Regions from separate parts of the Homo sapiens genome. Here regions 2, 3, 4, 5 and 6 are each linked to region 1. The links are chromatin contacts, found by Hi-C or POLR2A ChIA-PET in ENCODE. All regions are on one chromosome and are shown on one strand. Each heading gives the region's core, a stretch centred on a gene start or an enhancer-like site at or near the end of the contact. The rest is flanking DNA. Distances are from core to core; before and after follow the strand shown.

Evidence for each region. Hi-C counts contacts between places; a loop is a spot of excess contacts on that map. ChIA-PET counts read pairs that join two places held with the same protein, here RNA polymerase II (POLR2A). Pooled maps may share reads with other maps.
Region 2: a loop to region 1 is called in a pooled map, with 18 times the contacts of the local background. The contact joins the promoter of TMSB10 here to the promoter of KDM3A in region 1. A Hi-C loop is called at or near these places in 2 of 37 single-sample maps with no recorded cell type and 9 of 50 pooled maps. POLR2A ChIA-PET finds 5 or more read pairs at or near these places in 3 of 52 experiments (BJ, CD4-positive, alpha-beta T cell and CD4-positive, alpha-beta memory T cell).
Region 3: a map with no recorded cell type shows a loop between it and region 1 (9-fold over the local background). The contact joins the enhancer-like site here to the promoter of KDM3A in region 1. A Hi-C loop is called at or near these places in 3 of 37 single-sample maps with no recorded cell type and 8 of 50 pooled maps. POLR2A ChIA-PET finds 5 or more read pairs at or near these places in 1 of 52 experiments (CD4-positive, alpha-beta T cell).
Region 4: a loop to region 1 is called in a pooled map, with 10 times the contacts of the local background. The contact joins the enhancer-like site here to the promoter of KDM3A in region 1. A Hi-C loop is called at or near these places in 1 of 37 single-sample maps with no recorded cell type and 4 of 50 pooled maps. POLR2A ChIA-PET finds 5 or more read pairs at or near these places in 1 of 52 experiments (CD8-positive, alpha-beta memory T cell).
Region 5: a pooled map shows a loop between it and region 1 (9-fold over the local background). The contact joins the promoter of KCMF1 here to the promoter of KDM3A in region 1. A Hi-C loop is called at or near these places in 1 of 37 single-sample maps with no recorded cell type and 14 of 50 pooled maps. POLR2A ChIA-PET finds 5 or more read pairs at or near these places in 2 of 52 experiments (CD8-positive, alpha-beta memory T cell and MCF 10A).
Region 6: a map of CD4-positive, alpha-beta memory T cell shows a loop between it and region 1 (9-fold over the local background). The contact joins the promoter of RETSAT here to the promoter of KDM3A in region 1. A Hi-C loop is called at or near these places in 1 of 168 maps with a recorded cell type or tissue (CD4-positive, alpha-beta memory T cell), 2 of 37 single-sample maps with no recorded cell type and 8 of 50 pooled maps. POLR2A ChIA-PET finds 5 or more read pairs at or near these places in 1 of 52 experiments (CD4-positive, alpha-beta T cell).

The regions. Positions count from the first base shown.
Region 1 is chr2:86,439,902-86,443,037 of GRCh38, reverse strand. It overlaps KDM3A (lysine demethylase 3A), which reads right to left and starts at 1,667. Exons shown (of 26, transcript NM_018433.6): 1 at 1,594-1,667; 2 at 805-1,020. The coding sequence starts at 990. RefSeq lists enhancers at 824-883, 1,874-1,953, 2,034-2,233, 2,055-2,598 and silencers at 1,084-1,133, 1,354-1,743.
Region 2 is chr2:84,903,982-84,907,117 of GRCh38, reverse strand. TMSB10 (thymosin beta 10) reads right to left here and starts at 1,462. Exons shown (of 3, transcript NM_021103.4): 1 at 1,400-1,462; 2 at 1,001-1,115; 3 at 447-729. The coding sequence starts at 1,100. The coding sequence ends at 695. It overlaps LOC105374836 (a long non-coding RNA gene), which reads left to right and starts at 97. Exons shown (of 2, transcript XR_940308.3): 1 at 97-455. RefSeq lists enhancers at 136-195, 1-1,199 and a silencer at 1,166-1,705.
Region 3 is chr2:84,922,577-84,925,712 of GRCh38, reverse strand. No RefSeq gene overlaps it. Among named protein-coding and RNA genes, the nearest start is that of TMSB10, 18 kb to the right of the region's middle. RefSeq lists an enhancer at 585-634. Within about 2 kb of position 1,437, at least 19 of the 41 ENCODE cell types and tissues checked have a DNase peak (open chromatin) inside an H3K27ac peak, as active enhancers do; they include CD4-positive, alpha-beta T cell, where a contact is called at or near this core.
Region 4 is chr2:84,941,583-84,944,718 of GRCh38, reverse strand. No RefSeq gene overlaps it. Among named protein-coding and RNA genes, the nearest start is that of KCMF1, 28 kb to the left of the region's middle. RefSeq lists an enhancer at 1,331-1,420. Within about 2 kb of position 1,563, at least 5 of the 41 ENCODE cell types and tissues checked have a DNase peak (open chromatin) inside an H3K27ac peak, as active enhancers do.
Region 5 is chr2:84,969,660-84,972,795 of GRCh38, reverse strand. KCMF1 (potassium channel modulatory factor 1) reads right to left here and starts at 1,635. Exons shown (of 7, transcript NM_020122.5): 1 at 1,329-1,635. The coding sequence starts at 1,344. RefSeq lists silencers at 761-1,850, 1,881-2,130 and an enhancer at 2,629-2,708.
Region 6 is chr2:85,353,278-85,356,413 of GRCh38, reverse strand. It overlaps RETSAT (retinol saturase), which reads left to right and starts at 1,886. Exons shown (of 11, transcript NM_017750.4): 1 at 1,886-2,078. The coding sequence starts at 1,907. It overlaps ELMOD3 (ELMO domain containing 3), which reads right to left and starts at 1,645. Exons shown (of 14, transcript NM_001135022.2): 1 at 1,585-1,645; 2 at 1,244-1,338; 3 at 816-859. RefSeq lists enhancers at 1,189-1,248, 883-1,382, 1,419-1,818, 1,383-1,884.

The DNA.
Region 1 (3,136 bases), core at 418-2,917:
TACTTCTATTAGGGAGCACAATCAGAATTCATCTGTCTTTGAAAAGATCTAACAGAAAAAGGTTCTGAGTGTCATAATGATTTAAAAAAAAATCACTGGCCGCACTTGTTCCCAATTCTCTCCCTCCCCTCATGCGTCCAAGTGCAGTATTTCTAAGCCAGTCCTCCAATATGCCATATATGGGACAGCTCCACCCCATCCCTCCATATATGGTCATATCCCACACCCACCCACCGGCTCATCACAGACAACCAGGAACCCACTCCTGCCCTGACCCACCATATACGGACAAACACCCATCCTAATACGCCAAACAGAACTTAAGCTCCTCCCTCTACACTCACTTCATTTTTAACAAGTCTGAAAGTTTTTTTAAAAGTTGAGTGAATAAATTAACAGGAACAAACAAACAAAACCAGCTGAAAGTACTTCCAAGCACTAACCTTCAATTCTTAATGACTCCAAACGTCACTTACAGGCCCTACCTAACGCTAACAAAAATACTCCTCCTCCTCTGCAGTAAAGATGAGACAGTCCTGGTGGGACACAGCACCGGCATTAATGAAGCGTGTCTGAACAACCCTAAGCCCATTATTAAAGCCAGGCAGCCAGGAGCTGTGGGCCAAACACAACTCGGCTCTATACAACCATTCCAAAGACTTTCAAGATCTAGCTTCCTGCACCTTCAGATCATATGCCAACTTTCTGGTCTCCGTTTTCAGAAAACGGAAGGAGGGAACCGATGGTCGCGTTACCACGGTAACTGCGAAACGTCCGGTGGCAGAGGCCCGGAGCCGCCTGTACCTTCAGATCCTTCTTGGTAACGTCGGTGTGGGAAACAGCTCGAATGGTCCCGGAGAGCCAGGGCCACTCGGCGACGCGCTCCACGTCCCAGCTGTCGTGGCTGCCATCGCTGCCGTCGGCTGCGGACAGACTGAGAAACCTCCTCCCCACCAATACCGGCCAACTTTCTCCGAGCGTGAGCACCATGGTTTCCACGCCTGCAGGAAGAGCTCCTCCCTGCAAAAACACAAAAACAAAATGCGACGGGGGCGGCCGGTGGGAGGGGGCCGGGCGGAGACAGCAGGGAGGGCGGGCGGAGGGCGCCGAACCCGCGCGAGGACGCGGCCCCGGGCGGACCCGCACCGAGCCCCCCTCCTGCGCCCTCCCGCCCCCCGCCGCCCTCCCCCGCCACACACCCGGGCCCCAGCGCCGCGTGACCCTCGCTCTCCCAAGTTTGGCTTTTCTAACAGCTCAAACGCAACCGCAGAGGGAGTGAGGGAAAAATTATCTGCGGCTCGAGTGGATTTGAAAGTGCTCAGCCCCCAGCCCCGAAAAGAAAAGGCCCCTGGTGCAGAGAGCCGGTCCCGGGCGGCTGGGTCCCCGCCCCGGGCGGCCCCACGGGGGAGGGTGGGCGAGCCCGCGATTCCGCACTTGCCCCGCCGCCCCGCCCCGGCGCCCAGCTCCCCGGCCCCGAACCCCGGGCGCCCGTCTCCCGGGCCTGCGCCGCTGCCAACGGGCGACGGGGCCGCGCGCTCGGCGCTTTCACCTTTCTCTCCCCTCTCCCCGCAGCCGAGGCCGCGGCGCTCTTACCCCGCCTCCCGCCTCCCTGAGTCACCGGCGGCAGCCGCCGTTTCCAGCCGCCTAGCCGACTCCAGCGCTGACTTGGTTCAAGAGCTCTCACAAGACACGCACAGCCTCCCGGACCCGCCCCCCTCGGAGCCGCTTCCGCCGCTCATTGGCTGAAACACAGGAGCTGGGCGAGGCTCCGGGGGAAACAGATCATCACCATTGGCCCCCCGGGCGAGGGCGGGGCCAGAGAAAAAAACAATTCCTTGGCTGCCTCCTCCCTTTCCCCTCCCCCTTCCGACTCCCGGGCGACCCCCATTAGGTTAAAGTACACAGAGAATAAGCGAGTGATCCCTCCGCCATAGGCCTATTCTTTCCATTTGTTGCCTCACAGTATGCAAAAAAAAAGTCCCGCGAAATCGGTTATCAACTTTGGGGCCCGGAGGAAAATTGCTGTGGCGCATAGATAAGACTGAATGGCGAGACCCTGAGCTATAAGTGCCTACTGGATTGTTCTTCAACCGCGTAGGCTGTCGACCGAAGATGAGCCTTCCACTTGGCGGAAGAATCTCACAGGAAAGGGTGAGGGCGGTGCAGGGTTAGCGGGGGAGGGCAGGGAAGAGAACGTGCGGTTTCAGGCGTACTCAGCTAGAGGGAGGAGCGATAGTGCTCTGGAGGCTCGTGCGCAGGCGCCTCGCCGAGCTTAGGCTGCTGGGCGAAATGGCTGCGGGAGGCGCAGGCGCACGTGGTACTGATCGTGGAACGTCTAAAGTCCGCCATTTTGAAGGATAAATGAAGAAAGGCGTGGAGTTACTGGATAATGACGTTCATTAAATTTAGAGCAAAAGAGACCTTTAAATACAATGTATAATGAGATTTTTTTTTCTCCAAAGTGGGATTGAGAAGGTATTCAGATACTTACAAAGAAATTTAAAGTAGTTGAAGGCCATAATGAATGATGGAAGAGATGAAAGAGAAGGTGACTTTGAAGGACAAAGGAGTTTAGAGGTGATTGTGTGCTCTGGACCTGAAGTATTTTGATTGAATGAAAAAGAAATGGAATGAAGAAATTGAAGATATGTTCATAAAGGCTAGTGTTTGACATTACATCACATTTAATCCTTAAGAAGAACTCATGCCTCCCATTTTACAAGCGTGGAAACGTATAATCAGAGAATGTTTGGAAACATATAAGGGATTATAGATGCAAATCAACTCTGGATGTTGATTTTCAATATACATATTCTGAATGTGATTTTAAGTTTTTAAAGTTAGTAACAAGAATTAAATTGGATTTATAATCTGTAGACCATTTAAAGGAAGGGGGCTGCTAAATGAGAAGAAAAAACCTATCCAGCTGAAAGAAGGCAGAAATGGGAACGAGATAAGCAAAAGAAACCAGAACATATGGTAAAAATGTTTTTCATGTGAAAAGTCCAAACATCAGTATTTACAATAAATGTAAATGGGTTAATTTCACTCACAAGTTTTAAAAGACAGTTGGGAATAAAAGGACAATCCAGCTATAAATTGACCATAAGCAAATGCTTACAAAACAGGAAGCTTG
Region 2 (3,136 bases), core at 213-2,712, 1.5 Mb after region 1:
CGCCTTTGTTTTAAGCTCCCGAAGAAAGGCTTCCGGAGACTTTGTGACCTCACCCAATTTCCAACATTCCAGATTGTCTTTTCTTTCTTTAAAATCAGTGTTCCCTTCTGAGTCAGCTAGGAGGAGGCCAGAGGGAAACAGTGGGGCTTTCGAAGCTTATCAAAAGCAAACCTTGCTCTTTTGAAAAAGCATTTTCCAACGCAACCTGGGGACAAAGTGGGGTTAAATTTTACACAGATTGCTTACGAGCAAGAGTTAAGTGGCTAACAAGTCATGAAATCTTACGGAGAAGCAGGTAAAGCCAAAATTAAAAACTCCCTCCGAGTCAGCCCATTCTGCGACCCACCTCCTCCCCTTTGCGGCAGGAACTCTACTCCATCGAGGGGCTTTGCTGCAGTGGCACTGCCCACGCATACTCAACTAAAAGACTCAGACCACGCCAGCCATGCCACGAGGTGTGTTTTATTTTCATTATTCATACAAATAATTTTCTATAATATCCCGGGGCAAACCGGAGAATTTGGCAGTCCGATTGGGGGGGGGTCCCTTCAGAGACCCACAGGCCGGTGGCATCGGCGCGGAGTGCCCAGGTTCACAGTGCAGCTTGTGGCTCGTGTCCATCTTGCAGGTGGCTCTTCCTCCACATCACGACTGGGGTCTCGAAGAGGACGGGGGTAGGAAATCCTCCAGGATCTTAGGAAATTTCACTCCGCTTCTCCTGCTCAATGGCTGTGGAGAGCGGGAAGCGGGCGCTGGAGGGGAGCTGCAACCCCCACCCGCAACCGAGGTGCTTCCCGGTGTGGGCGAGGCACCCACGAGGTGTGGGGATTTAGAAGGAAGCTTGGGGCTGGGGAGAAACAAGGCGCTTTGTGAAACTGAAAGAGTGGCCGGGGCCGCCCACACCGGGGACAACGGCGGGGTGGGGGGTGGAGGAGTGGGTTTGCAAGGAAGAGCAGGGTGAGGGGCTGGGCTGGGGCGCGGGAGACCGAGGCACACTCACTCTCTTTGGTCGGCAGGGTGTTCTTCTCCTGCGTCTCCGTTTTCTTCAGCTTGGCCTTATCGAAGCTGGCGATTTCCCCCATGTCTGGTTTGTCTGCCATTTTCTTAAAACAATCCTAGTGGGCAAACCAAGGCGCTTGACCTGGGCCTGGGGGCCAGCGTCCCCTTCCGCGCTCCCCGCCGACGCCTCTCGACGTGGCACTCGCGCCAAGGCGTGCCGAGCAGCCCCAAGGCCGAGGATCTGGGCGCGTCCCGCACCCCTCTTCTCGGTCCCAGGGCGTGGTCGCCGGCCCCTGCGTCCGGTCCGAGAAGGGCGCCTGTCGCGGTTGCGGCGCGCCCGCCCGGTGCACCGGATCCGACCACACCCTGGGTGGGCCCCCCGCCCCGGCGCCGCACTCACCGTGCAGTCTCGTTCCGAGCCCGAGATCCTGGTGCTCCCACTCGCGTTGCTGCAGCAAGAAACAAAAGAGCGGCGCCCGCCCCTAGCCTTATATACGCCGCGCCCCGCCCCGCCCCTCACCCGCCGCAGCAGGGGCGGTGCTGGCACCCGAGGGGCGGGAGCAGCGCGGGCTGCTCCTCGCCCTGCCGCGCCCCCCGCTGGGCTACCAGCCCGGCTGGGCGCGGCTTCTCCCGCGCCGGGCACCCCCAGCTCGCAGTGTGCCCAGCGTGGGGGCTGTAGTCGCCGCCAGAGTGGGCGCCAGGCCCCCGGCTTTGCTTTTGCGGCTACATTTCCCCCTTTCCGGGAATCTGCTGCTCACCCCGCAGAAAGGATATGGGACCGGCGTGGGAGGGTGTGTGGTTTTGTGCGTGTGCAGATATGATGTGTAGCCGTGGGTGTGGATGTGCGGGCGTGCACGCGCACTCTGCAGCAATCCTCGCTCTAGGAGACGCCCCACCCCAGTCGCCCCCAGGCCTCTTGCTTTTGCTCCTCCAGAGTCCCCTTCCCTCCCCCACTTTTCCTCTCCTTAGGGAGGCTGAGTCCTAAGGTGGTCCTGCACTAAAAGAATTCGAGCCGAGGGTCCCGTAGTGGAGCGGGGGGCGGGGGGGTGTAGGGGGAGGGGGGAATAGGTTTCCAGCGCTCTTTGCTCAGGTTGGGGGCGGTTGCCTTCTGGTCAGTCGTCCCCTGTTCCCTGAACTGGGCGGTTCCAGCAGGATCGTTGGCGTGGCGGGTGTTCCTTAAATGCTGTTAGACGCATTGTGTGAAGGGCTGTGGTGGGAACAGGGCGTCCCGAGAAGGCTCGCAGTTTGCCTTTTCTCGTCGAGCTCCTAGAAACACTGTATCAGCGGGTGCGGTTTTCCTCCTTGAAGTTAACCTTGAGGATAATAGAGACCCACATGCCTACAAACGTTCTTGTTTTTCTTATTAACCCATTGTAGGAGTGGTATACTGCAATTATTCACATCTTTCTTAGAAAAGTTGTATTTTCAGCCTGTGCAACACCGTTAGGTAATAAGTTCCATAAATTACCAGCCCCGGAGTTAAGGCTGGTCATTCTTTTATTTGTCCTGACCTTTCCTTTTTTAAGTGTGAAGTATTACCGAGCTCTTTAAAGTGGGATTTGGTGGTGACATCCTAAATTCGGTCCTGATTTTATTTATTTACTTTTTTTGAGACAGGGTCTCACTCTGTCACCCAGGCTGGAGTGCAGTGGTGTGATCACGGCTTATGGCAGCCTGGACTTCCCCGGTTCAAGTGATTCTTCCACCTCAGCCTCCTGAGCAGTTGGGACTGCGGGCGTGCACCACCACTAGCGGCAAATCTTTTGTGTTCTTTTTGTAGAGACGAGATTTCACCATGTTGCCCAGGCTGGTCTCGAACTTCTGGGCTCAAGCCATCTGCCTGCCTTAACCTCCCAAAGTGCTGGGATTACAAGCCTGAGCACCACTCCCTGCTTCTCCCCTCCTGATTTTACCTGCTTTTCTCACGTTCCTTCAGTTTGGAACAGTGGGAAGAGAGCATAGGCTTGTGTGACCTTGGGCAAATCTTTTCCTTAGTTTCTTCATCTATAAAATAGCCTTGGCATAAACTGAGGTGAGATAAAGAAGAGGCATAGAGTGGATACTTTTTCTTTCTTTTTTTTTTTTTAGCAGGGTCTCTGTGCAGCGGTGGGATCACAGGTCACTGCAGCTTTTTTTT
Region 3 (3,136 bases), core at 188-2,687, 1.5 Mb after region 1:
TCCCCCATAGCTGCTCCTGAATACTCCTCAGCCACAATTTCTTCCCAGGTGGACAATATGGGCTCAAGAAATTGCTCCCTGAGTCATCAGATCCTCTCATGATGCTTAAGCTTTAATACAACATCCCTGCATGCCCCACTTGCCTAGACCTGCCCTGGATCATCAGTCTGTGCCCTCTTGGCTTGGGGAGGCCAAGAATGGGGCCTGCCTGTGTGTGGGCCAGGCAGACAGCCTCCTAGAGAGGTGACTTAGAGGCTCTGGAAGGCTCCCTCGGCTCCCTAAACCTGTGGGCAGGTGGAGAGGACCCAGCGCTGAACATCTCCCAGAAGAGATGGGAACAGCTAGTGGCTGAAGGGACATGCATCATATTCTCAGTAGCGCCTTTAGAATTTCTAAAAAAGAAGAGGCTCAAAGGCAGCAATCTGGTTATGTTATGGGTGGAGGGTGTCCAGGTTCTTGGCAGTTTGAACAAAGGATTGGACAAAATGCACAAACAAAGCAAGGAAGGAATGAAGCAACAAAAGCAAAAATTTATTGAAAACGAGAGTACACTCCACAGGGTGCGAACAGACCAAGCATAGGATTTTCTGGGGTTTAAATACCCTCTAGAGGTTTCCCACTGGCGACTTGGTGTACACTCTAAGTAAAAGAAATAGTGGCCCACTATCAGTCTGATTGGTTGCAGAAATTAACCAATCAGAGGCTGAAGTGAAGTTACAAAGTAACTTACACCTTTGTAAGTGTCTGATTGGTTGTGGAAAGCAACCAATCAGAGGCTGAAGTGAAGTTACAAAGTTACACTCCTATGCAAATATCTGGTTGCAGAAATCAACCAATCAGAGATACTTTCAATTTTCCGTCGGCCCCACAGAAAAGGGGGGTGGGGTTTGCAAAGGGAGTAGCCTCCAGTCCTTTTGTTACTTAGGTGTGGAAAGTTGGGGTTTTCCTTTTGATTTAGTTCTAGAAAGTCAGCGTGAATCGGCCTTAGGTTCCCTGCCTCCAGACCCTATTTTTCTGCTTCAGTCAGGAGGGGGTGGTCTGGGGATGTGGGGGGCAACTATGGGTTTGCCTTGAAACTCTATATGCCTTGTAAGGATGAAGCGTTTGCAGCTTAATTAAAACAGAAACATTTCCAGAGATGCCTTTATTCATGTTTATATGAGGATATTATAAGTGCTTATTTTATTTAAGAGGTTGATGAAGATTATAGTGGGGAAAAGCATCCCTTGGTACAGTTCAGGTCCTGGTGACAGGTTTGTTCACGAGCAGTGTTGGTGGTAAGGAAACTCTGATGGGTTTTAGCATTTTAGTGGGCTAATCCAGGAAGGAATGGGCTGCACCGGGATTACGTGGGTTGACCCCAGGGGAAGAGAATGAGAGGAAGTGTCAAGACAAAGGGAGAGAGGTTTGGGAAACTCCCCAGGACTGGGAGGAGCCAGAAGCCTGCAGTTTCCTCAAGGACCTGAGACTCTCACCCACTCTCTGTGTTCAGGGAAGTAGCCTCCCCTGTAGGAGCACTGATGTGGTAGATATAGTTAATAGTGGGGTGCAGGACCAGATTGAATTTCTTTTTTTTTTTTTTTTTAGACAGGGTCTCACTCTATTGCCCAGGCCTGGAGTGCAGTGGCTTGATCTTGGCTCACTGTAACTCCTGCCTCCCAGGTTCAAGTGACTCCCCTGCCTCAGCCTCCTGAGTAGCTGGGATTGCAGGTGTGTGTTACCACACCCAGCTGCTTTTTTTTTTTTTTTTTTGAGACGGAGTCTCACTCTGTCGCCCAGAGTGCAGTGGTGCGATCTTGGCTTACCACAACCTCCACCTCCCAGGTTCAAGTGATTCTCCTGCCTCAGCCTCCCAAGTAGCTGAGACTACGGGCGCACACCACCATGCCTGGCTAATTTTTGTATTTTTAGTTGAAACGGGGTTTCACCATGTTGGCCAGGATGGTCTTGATCTCCTGACCTCGTGGTCCTCCCACCTCGGCCTCCCAAAGTGCTGGGATTACAGGCGTGAGCCACAGCGCCCGGCCTAGGAAATGAATTCTATACAGAATAATCAGAGTGGTTCCTGTGCCCTTTGGCTGCTTGTGCAGTTAAGCACATTTATCATGACTATTATAAATTATTTCCTTTTAATTATAGCCAAGTTAATCATACACAAAATTTTTTATAGCTTTTCTTTTTATGAACCTTATCATGATTTACACAGACAATTTACAACATGCTTGAACTTTTTGTTTTGTCATAAATTTCCCTCTTTCTTAAATAAACAGTCATTTTACTGTAGGACAAAAATTTACCACATAAGATTATTTCTCATACAAAATTATTCTCTTTTCTTCTTAATCTTTGTTACCAAAAATACATCTTTACATCTGTGACTCTCTTTACATCTCTTTCACCTATTTACTAGTTTCTTTTTACCTTCTTTCATAAATAGGCTTTACATAATCTCTGTATTACATACAATTCTTTTTGTCAAAAGAATATAACTTTATGTCTTCCTTATATTTTTTTAAATGTGCATATTTTATACATAGAATTATATAACTAGAATCAATCCCTCCCTCCCTCCCTCCCCTCCCTCCCCTCCCTCCTTTCTTCCTTCCTTCCTTCTTTTTTTTGAGACAGGGTCTTGCTCTGTTGCCCAGGCTGAAGTGCTATGGCATGATCATGGCTCAATGAAGCCTCCAGCTCCTGGGCTCAGGTAATCCTCCTGCCTTAGCCTCCTGAGAAGCTGGGATTACAGGTGCCCGCCACCACACCCAGCTAATTCTTTGTATTTTCAGTAGAGACAGGTTTTCACCATGTTGGCCAGGCTAGTCTCGAACCCCTGACCTCCCACCTTGATCCACCCACTTTGGCCTCCCAAAGTGCTGGGATTGCAGGTGTAAGCCACCAAGCCTGGCCTAAGAATAAATTTATTATGAGTAGACTCATGCAATTATGGAGGCTGAGGAGTCCCACAATCTGCTTTCGACAAGCTGGAGACCCAGGAAAGCCTGGGCTATAATTCAGTCTGGGTCCAGAGACCTGAGAACCAGAGGAAATGATGATATGAATCTCAGTTTTGAGGCGGCAGAAGATAAAAGATGTCCCAGTTCAAGCAATGAGGCCGCATAAATACTGGGGAGGGCAA
Region 4 (3,136 bases), core at 314-2,813, 1.5 Mb after region 1:
TATTGGAGGGGCACGCAGGGCTTCTATGTCTCCTCTGGGCAGGCCGCCCTCCTAGCACTTCAGTGTGTTCACCAACTGGAAGCTCCCCGAATCTCATCATTTAGGGGTTTTTATGGAGGTTTCATTACACAGGCACAATTGATGAAATCATTGACCAATGCTGATTGACTCAATCACCAGCCCCTTTTCCTTCCTGGAGGTCTGGGGATGAGCTGAAAGTTCCAATTCTGTCATGCCTTGGTCTCTCTGGTGACCAGCCCCCATCCTCAAGCTATGTCGGGGACCCCCAGCCACCAGGCACCTTATTAGCACACAAAAGATATCATTCCAGGGATTCCAAGGGTTATAGGAGCTGCGTGCAAAGACTGAGGACAAAGACAGAATACATATTTACCACAGGAGGTGCTGGTGCCATTAGCCAACATGGGAGATATGAGAAGAGGAGCAGATGCCGGGCGCAGAGGCTCACGCCTGTAATCCCAGCACTTTGGGAGGCTGAGGCAGGTGGATCACCTGAGGTTGGGAGTTCAAGACCAGCCTGACCAACATGGAGAAACCCTGTCGCTACTAAAATTAGCTGGGCATTGTGGCGCATGCCTGTAGTCCCAGCTACTCAGGAGGCTGAGGCACTAGAATCGCTTGAACCCGGGAGGTTGTGGTGAGCTGAGACTGGGCCATTGCACTCTAGCCTGGGCAATAAAAATGAAACTCCGACTCAGAAAAAGAAAAAAAAAAAAGAAGAGGAGCAGATATGGGAAGGAAGATAGTTTCAGTTATCTACTGTGTCGGTGACACAAACAACAACAATTATTTATTTATTTATTTATTTATTTTTTGAGAGAGTCTTGCTCTGTCACCCAGGCTGGAGGGCAGTGGCGCAATCTCGGCTCACTGTAACCCCTCCTTCTCCCAGGTTCAAGCGATTCTCCTGCCTCAGCCTCCCGAGTAGCTGGGATTACAGGCGAGCACCACCAAACCCCACTACTTTTTCATATTTTTAGTAGAGACGGGCTTTTACCCTGTTAGCCAGGCTGGTCTCAAACTCCTGACCTCAGGTGATTCACCCGCCTTGGCCTCCCAAAGTGCTGGGATTACAGGCAAGAGCCACCGCACCCAGCCTTTAACAATCATTTATTATGTCTCCTGGTAATTGGGGGGGACTGGCACATTCATTCCCACTCCTGGACCAAGTTGACAACCCCAGCTTGGCTTGGCTTCTGACTGACCCATTTCCCTTTCTCTCCCATATGTTTACATACCTGTTGTATCTCAGTGGAGGCAGAATGCCTTTTATTGACCTTGTTTCACCCATGTATCTATGGATCTTTCCTCTCAGTCTTCATCGGGGGGCCTCTTACCTGTATGCAGACCTATAGCTCAGGCCTCCAGCAGCTTTGTGAAATAAAATTTGTCATGTGACTGATCTTCTATAGTCAGAGAGAACAGAGAATATATGCTAGAGCTCTTTCTCACATGTAACTGAAAGCCTCACTTTAGGCATGACTGGATCTAGGGATGTAAATGTGGCAAGGCCCTTGATTTCACTCCCTGATGATTCAGTCTCACTTCCTATCTCTCAGCTCTATTCTTGGGGGGGTTCTCTGTGTGGTGGCAAAAAATGGTGATAGTAGGCCAGGTGCAGTGGCTCACGCCTGTAATCCCAGCACTTTAGGAGGCCGAGGCAGGCTGATCACTTGAGGTCAGCAGTTCAAGACCAGTCTGGCCAACGTGGTAAAGCCCCATCTCCTACTAAAAATACAAAAATTAGCCGGGCGTGGTGGTGGACGCCTGTAATCCCAGCTACTCAGGAGGCTGAGGCACCAGAATCGCTTGAGCCCGGGAGGCAGAGGTTGGTGAGCTGAGATCACACCACTGCATTCCAGCCTGGGCAACAGAGCGAGACTCCATCTAAAAAAAAAATGGTAATAGTAGTTCCAACTCATTCCTTTCCAGATCAAGTCAAGCCAAAAAGGGCAAGCCTTTTATCCACAGGTGCCTGCAGCAGTGCTGAGAGTCACTCTGATGGGGCCAGTAGGGTCATTTGCTGGCCCCTGAATGGATCTCTGAGGTCAGGAACCTGCAGCAGGGTCTTGTGCTGGAGAAAGAGGGGTGGGGAACAAGCAACAAGTATTCACTTTAAGGGGCAATGCTCTGAAATCCCTCCCCTATGCAGATGGAGCTCAGACCACCAGTCCAGTGCCTGGCACATTGTAGCCCTCAAGAAATACTTCTACTTCTAAAAAGATGGCACCACAGAGCCATGACTAGGATTCTGAGACAGAAGCTATGTCCTGGCCTTGTGGCCAGTGTGGGCCCAGTGAGCGGAAGATACCTGCTGGCTGAGTCAGGATACTCTACACGCTTACAGGGCACTGACCCTTTTTGTTTTAGATGTTTAATTACTAGTCTGTCTAGGGAAATACAGGTGAGAAGACAAAAATCCCACACATGGGGAAGTTGCAGAGTCATGAAATCTCTTAAGGTGATTATAGCCTTAGTCCTTACAGTATATAGTTTCCAGTTGTTTTCCTGAGATTGAACCTAGAAGCCCAATTTATCATTTTTTTTTTCCTTGAGACGGAGTCTCAATCTGTGGCCCAGGCTGGAGTGCAGTGGCATGATCTCAGCTCACTGCAACCTCCGCCTCCCGGGTTCCAGAGATTGTCCTGTCTCAGCCTCCCAAGTAGCTAGGATTACAGGCACGCACCACCACACCTGGCTAATTTTTGTATTTTTAGTAAAGACAGGATTTTGCCATGTTGGCCAGGCTGGTCTTGAACTCCTGACTTCAGATGATTGTCTCAACTTGGCCTCCCAAAGTGCTAGGATTACTGGCGTGAGCCACCACACCTGGCCCAATTTATTAATTTTTTTCACTCATCTAATAAAACCCTTGTTGATCATCTAAGAGCTCTGGGCCAGACACTACAGGTGTAAAGGTGAATAAAGGCCTAATCTTTTGTTTTTGTTTTTGTTTTTCTTGAGACATGGTCTCCCTCTGTCACCCAGGCTGGAGTGCAGTGGTACGATCTTGGCTCACTGCAACCCCAGCCTCCTGGGCTCAAGTGATCCTCCTGCCTCAGCCTTCCGAGTAGCTGGCACTACAGGTGTGAGCCACCACACCTGACTAATTTTT
Region 5 (3,136 bases), core at 386-2,885, 1.5 Mb after region 1:
GTTGAACACAGAATGTTGAGTCAATTTCAACGTCGCAATTAGTAATGCGAATTTTGAAACTTGTTCTAAATACAATTTTAATCAATCTGAGTTTTTCAGCCTTGAAATTCTAAGGTCCGTATTTCCCAAAGAATATCCTTCCCATAGTGCTAAGCACACACTAAACTGACTCACTAAACTTTCTCCACTCCTACATCACCTATACAGGATTTTAAAATCCGGAGTACACAAACTTTCAAGCCACTTCTACAATCTTGTATTAACCTTAGCAGGACAAACTTTTCGCCAAGACTCTTAACACTTTTTATCCAAAAACCTGTAGTAGTGAAACAAAGAAAACACAACCCCCTCCTCCTTTTCTAAACCATATGGCAATAAATTAAAGTTAACTTATTTCTTACCAGCTCAAAGCCTATACATCGACCCTAAACATTTGTCTCTTTGTGCCCTGGGACTGGGCTTAGAGCTGTCTGCTTATTTGCAACTGTACTCCAATCGTGTTTTAAAATGGCAAAACAAGGTCCAAAACGACCCCCGACCATGAACAGACCTCACCATCGTCATTTTCCAAAACCTGGTCTGGTAGGCAGCACATGCCGGCGAGGGCACCAGGGCCGCGGGGAGCGAGCCCTGCTCCGCCTGGGTGACTGAGCAGGGAGTTTGCTTGCTGCGGCGGGGTCGGATCCACCCCGGGAACTTGGTTACCCGAGCCCAGGGACGCGCCGAGGCCTAGCCGCGAGGCCGGGGCGGGCTCCAGGCGGCGAGGGCTTCCCGTCCCTTGGCCGCAGAGCCTTCCCGCCAGCCCCGCGGTCGCCCGCAGGCGGGGACACTCGCCGTCGTCTCCCGGCGACCGGACGCGCCTGCCGGGTCCCGGGCCGGCTCTTTTGCCTCCTGCTGCCGCCCGCGGCCCGGCTCTGCGACCACACCGGGCTCTTCCGGGGCGGCGGGAGCGCTAGGCCGCGCTGGGGCCCGCGGCTCCTGAACCGGCCGGGCGGGCCTTGGCGTCCGGTATCAGTCCCGAAGGCCGAGCTCCCGCCGGTAACGGGCCCCGCCGCCTCCCCTCCCCCTCCGCCCCATGACAGTGCAAACCCTCCGGCCGCCCGGGCCGCCCCGCCTCCAGCACCAGGCCCAGCTAAGGGCCGCGGCCGTGGCGGCAGCGGCGCCGCGGCTCTCCGCCCTCGCTCGCTCGCTCCCGGGTCCAGCGCCTCGGGCCCGGCTCGGGCTCGGCCAAAGTCTCCGCCGCTTCCCGGCCGCCCTCCGCCGCGCCCGGCCCGGGCGGGGTAGGCCGAGGCCCGGGAGGTGCGGGTGGGGGCGGGGGCTCCTCTCACCTTCATGTCGGGACATCCTAGTTCAGACGGTGGCGGCGCGGCCCCTCCCGGGCTCCGGCTGCAGTGTCCCCCGCGGGGTCCCGGCGCTGCCCGCGCCGGCCGGCCGACTCCCACTCGACTCCCGGGCTCGGCCGCGGGGGCGGGGTGGGCAGGGGAGCGCTCCCGCGGCGGCGGCGGCGGCGGCGGCGGGGAGGCGGCGCGGGGCGGGAATGGGGCCGGGCCTGGTCGGGGCTGAGCTCCTCCAGGAGGCGGGTCCGACGCCGCAGCTCCGCCGGCGCCCGCCGTGACTCCGGTCACTCTCGGGCCTGCCGGCTCCCGGCAGCGGCGCGGCGCTCCGCAAATCCCGCTCCTCCCCTCCCCCGGCCCACCCCCCGCCCCTCTCCCCCGGCTCCCGGCCGCCGCCTCCTCCTCCTCCTCTTCCTCCTCCTCCGCCTCCTTCCGCCGCCCGCACGCCAGCCCCGCCTCTCGCTGCCCTCGCCGGGCCCAGCCGCCCGGAGGCCCCGCGGCCGGCGGTCGCGACGGGGGCGACGCGGCGACGGCGGCTCGGGGCGCGGCGCTTGCCCGCGCTAGCCAGCAGGCCGCGATCGGGCGCCCGTGCCCAGCCTCGGCCTGGCCGCCGCCGCCGCCGCCGCGCCGCGCGTAGGGAGGAAGAGGAAATGCCCGGCGCCGGCTCCCGCTGCTCACCGGCGCGGCCCGAGGGGCGCCCGCCCGCCACGCCGCCCCTAGCCCCGCCTGGGGCGGGCCTAGGCCGGGCTATAGGGGCCAGGGCCTTGGGCTGCGCCGGCCGCGGGAGGTGGGTGCTTCTCGGCGGCGAGCTGCGACTCGGAGAGACTCCTGTCCGCAGGTGCATGGCTTCCGGGCGGGCCTCGGGCAGCGAGCTCCAGCCCCACTGAGAGGCCGCGGACCGCCTGGGGACTTGTGTTTGTGTGTATTTTAAGCCAACAGCCCAGAAAGGGAAGGCGACTGGCCCCCGGTCTTCGCCAGTGTTTCCCGGCCGGGTTACTGGTGGTCAGGAGGGAAGCCAGGAGGCTGCCGGGCTCCGAGGCCGATTCCTTGCGAACCATCTCCGTTAAAGACTCCGCGCCGGGCAGCCCGGGAGTCCGGCGGTACCCGCGCAAACTTTGTCCCAGCGCCTTGGCTCACCGTGAATGCCCTGCCTTGAAAATTTGGAGTTTTTTGTTTCCTGAAAGTGGTCTGCTTTTCCGATTTTATCTGTGTTTTCCATTTTTACCTTCTTATTGTCAATTTGTTTTCAGGCATTATTAATTCAACAAATCTTTGTACTGCCCCTTACCACGTGTCGATGGTTCCGTGGTTTGGTGGAAATAGATCGCGCTTTGAAGTCAAGACGGATCGGCCATGGAATTTTGGCTCTGAGATCCTCTGTGTAACCGTGGATGAGCTACAAGGCCTGCTGAGCCTCCATTTGTCTGGTTTTTGTGGTTGTTTTAATTTATCTTTTTCCATTTGAAGTTGTGGGTTTTGCATAAAATTGAACTGTTACCAGGCTAAGTCAACTGAAATTGGAATCTGGGGTACTGCTTGCTTTGAGGTTACTCTTATACTGTCCACCATTTGCTGGCTGTGTGATCTCTAAACCTCTCTGTGCCCTGACTTTTCTATCTTTAAAATGGACGTAACAACAGAGGTTTAATAATAAGAGGTTTGGAGGTTAAGTGCTAAAATGCATATAAAATACCTAGCACAGGACACAGTAAAAAGATTGTTACCGTATTTCATTGAATCTGGTTTTAAGACACTTCCTGATTTCAAAGAAACTAAAAGCTCATCTTGAAGTCCAGGAAGTA
Region 6 (3,136 bases), core at 637-3,136, 1.1 Mb after region 1:
AGTTACTGGGACCTGGGCCAGCTTATCAAAGGCGTGAGGCTAAAGGTGTCACCTTGGTGGGTGGTCTTAGCTGAAGTGCTCAGGCTTTGTTTAGGCCTCACACACAGGCTGGGTCAGGGGCTTATAATACTAGACCTGGTTCCAACAATGGTAGAAATTCAAAATGCAACACGATGTTCTAACCTTTCTCAGTTATCAGCAATACTGTGCATGTGGCAGCTGGCTAGCCAGTTTGGGCAATTCTAAGTCTTTCATCTGACATTGCTTCCCTCAGGAAAAGGGCTGGACAAGGCTCATACCTCATCACAGGGGAATTGGACATCCGGAATGTCTGTCACATCAAAAATTGCATCCTAAGTGGGCAGATGGCCCACACACAACTGACAATCATAGTTCACAACTTTGGGTGACTAAGGAAGGAGGGTAGCCTCTCTATGAGGTCAGCCCTCCAGGATGCCATAAAAACTGGCTGCTGGTGTCAGGATGCTTTGATTATTAACACTGAGAGGAAGAATACCTCCTGGCTCTTGGGCTTGACATGTGGCTCACTGTAATCCGGGGGACAGGGCAATGCCCCCTTAGTCCTGGCACCCCAGGAACTAAACTGCTCTCACTGTGGCCTCTGGGGCCTCAACATCTGCCTCCCCTTTCCTTTTCCTCCATCATGGCCTCCATGACAGCCTATGACAAAACACACATTGGCCAGCCTTGGCAAGGTGACAGGCGGGTATGGTAATAGCAATCTCAGGAGGGCTCTTCTGTTGCTGTGTAGAAAATGAACCAAGTAGCATAGAATCGTGACCAGCTTTCCACACCTGGCTGGAGCACTCCTGGGGCCTTCAGTAGGGACAGTTACTATCTGTAGCAGAGAAGAAAAGAGCAACAATTCCATTAAACAAGGAAGTACTCAAAGGCAAATTCCTGATAGTTGGACCTAAGGAAACGGCCTTCCTGTAAAAATGGATCCTTCTCCAATCAAGTATTCATTATGCACCCTCTTTAGGCAAGGAGGGGGTATGATTCTTCAACTGCTTGCTGGAGGTTAGATTCTCTGCATAGGAATTTAAATTAGATGGGCCCTTAGCTGATCCTTTCACCATGCTTGTCCATGGGCGGCTCCCCGTCCCCCAGGTTCCCCACGGATGGGGTGTCATTAGGGACCCGCCATAGAGGACTCCGTCCCAGGCGGGCCCCCAGGACAAAACTATGGGCCACTTTGAGGGGCACAGAGACAGACGCTCACCGGTTGTGATGCGCAGGTAACAGAGAGCTCAATTCATCATGACAACCAGTCAGACAGGGGCTGTGAGCAGCCTTTGGACAGAACTTTCGCATAGCCTGGAGGCGTAAGACGAGGAAAGCAATTTAACACCTCAAGGCAGCGAGTCCAGGGCAGAGCCAGGACCAGAACTCAGGACTCCTGTCTCCCAGTCGGGATTCTCTTTCAGTCTTACAACTCTCGGCCTTGTCTCGCCCCATAGTGATAATTTCCACCGGATCACATTCTCCCTCCCTCCTCAGGCCGGCTGCTAGCTCCGCACAGGCACCAACCACTCCCCTTGGCAAGTGTTAACGCGTTCTCACCGTTAAAAGAGCTTTCCAAACTTGGGGGTCCCGCCGCCTCGGCTAGGCCTCATCTGCTCATGCGCACAGCCGCTTCCGTGCCGGCTCCCCTGGCCCCGAGAACTACATTTCCCAGTAGGCAATGGAAACCCAAAAGAAGTACGGAGAGCCGGGAGGGTCAATCATCACCTGAGAGTTGGCTCTTCGCTGGCTGGCTGGTTAATCAGTGCTCAAAGCTGCCTCCGCCTCCTGACTGGAGAGCGAACTAGCCCGGGCGGAGCCACAGTCCTAGAGGCTGAGCGCAGTCGGAGCTGTCCCATTTACCCGACCCGACGCCGGCGTGATGTGGCTTCCGCTGGTGCTGCTCCTGGCTGTGCTGCTGCTGGCCGTCCTCTGCAAAGTTTACTTGGGACTATTCTCTGGCAGCTCCCCGAATCCTTTCTCCGAAGATGTCAAACGGCCCCCAGCGCCCCTGGTAACTGACAAGGAGGCCAGGAAGAAGGTTCTCAAACAAGGTAGCAGGAGGGACCCTGGGGTCCGGGGCTGCACTCGAGGCTTTCTCACAGATTTGGGTTCTCATTTTGCCAAGGCAGCCGCTACCAGACGTGGGCCTTAGTTTCCCCATATGTAAAGTACTAGGAGGGCTTCCTTGCACGTGGAGGAGCCCCGCTTTAGTGTGCAACACTGTCGATAGCCTTTGCCCTAGTAGGCCCCGGGAATAGTAGTCCCAAGGGTGTGGTCATTGTCCTTGGTTTGCAAGGTGTTGGCACCCGCCCTGCCACTTGTAATCCCCGTGGCTCGTGGAACTGATAATCCCCGTGACTCATTCCTCCACTTGGTTCCAGGACCTTAACTTTTTCACCTACCCTCCCATGCGAGCTCAGGGGTGTGGGGGAGCAGCACAGAAATGCGTAGGAAATTGCGTTTTGCCCGTCCGGTGATTTAACAGGCTTTGCATGGTCCCAAATCGTAAGGATTGAACCCTAGTTCTGAAACATTGGCAGAGGTTCAACAAGGCGCCTCAGGCTCAGAGCCTGCTCTCCACTCTCATCTTTAAAACATATTTTGTGGTTGCTTCTAGAGTTTAAAGAGTTCTGCTGCTTTAAAAAATAATGGATCACCTGTTTGATCTACGGAGTCCCTCTCACTTGTAAATTTTAGAATTCTCCGTGTCATATCTTGCTACACAATCGGAGACAGTACTGTTCTAAGTGGAAGGACTAATCATCTGGACTTCTGAGAACTGAGTTTTAGCTTGGACTCTGTCACTAATTTGCTGCATAACCATTAGCACCTACCTGGGCTGGTCTAAAAATGAGATGACTAGCTTAACTGCTTTTCAAACCGGATTGTGATCTATTAGTGGGCTATGAAATCAATTTAGTGAGTTGCAACTGGCATTATTTATTTATTTATTGAAACAGAGTCTCGCTCTATTGTCCATGCTAGAGTGCAGTGGCGCGATCTCCGCTCACCGCAACTTCCGCCTCCTGGGTTCAAGTGATTATCCTGCCTCAGCCTCCCGAGTAGTGGGCATGCCCAGCTAATTTTTGTATTTTTAGTAGAGACAGGG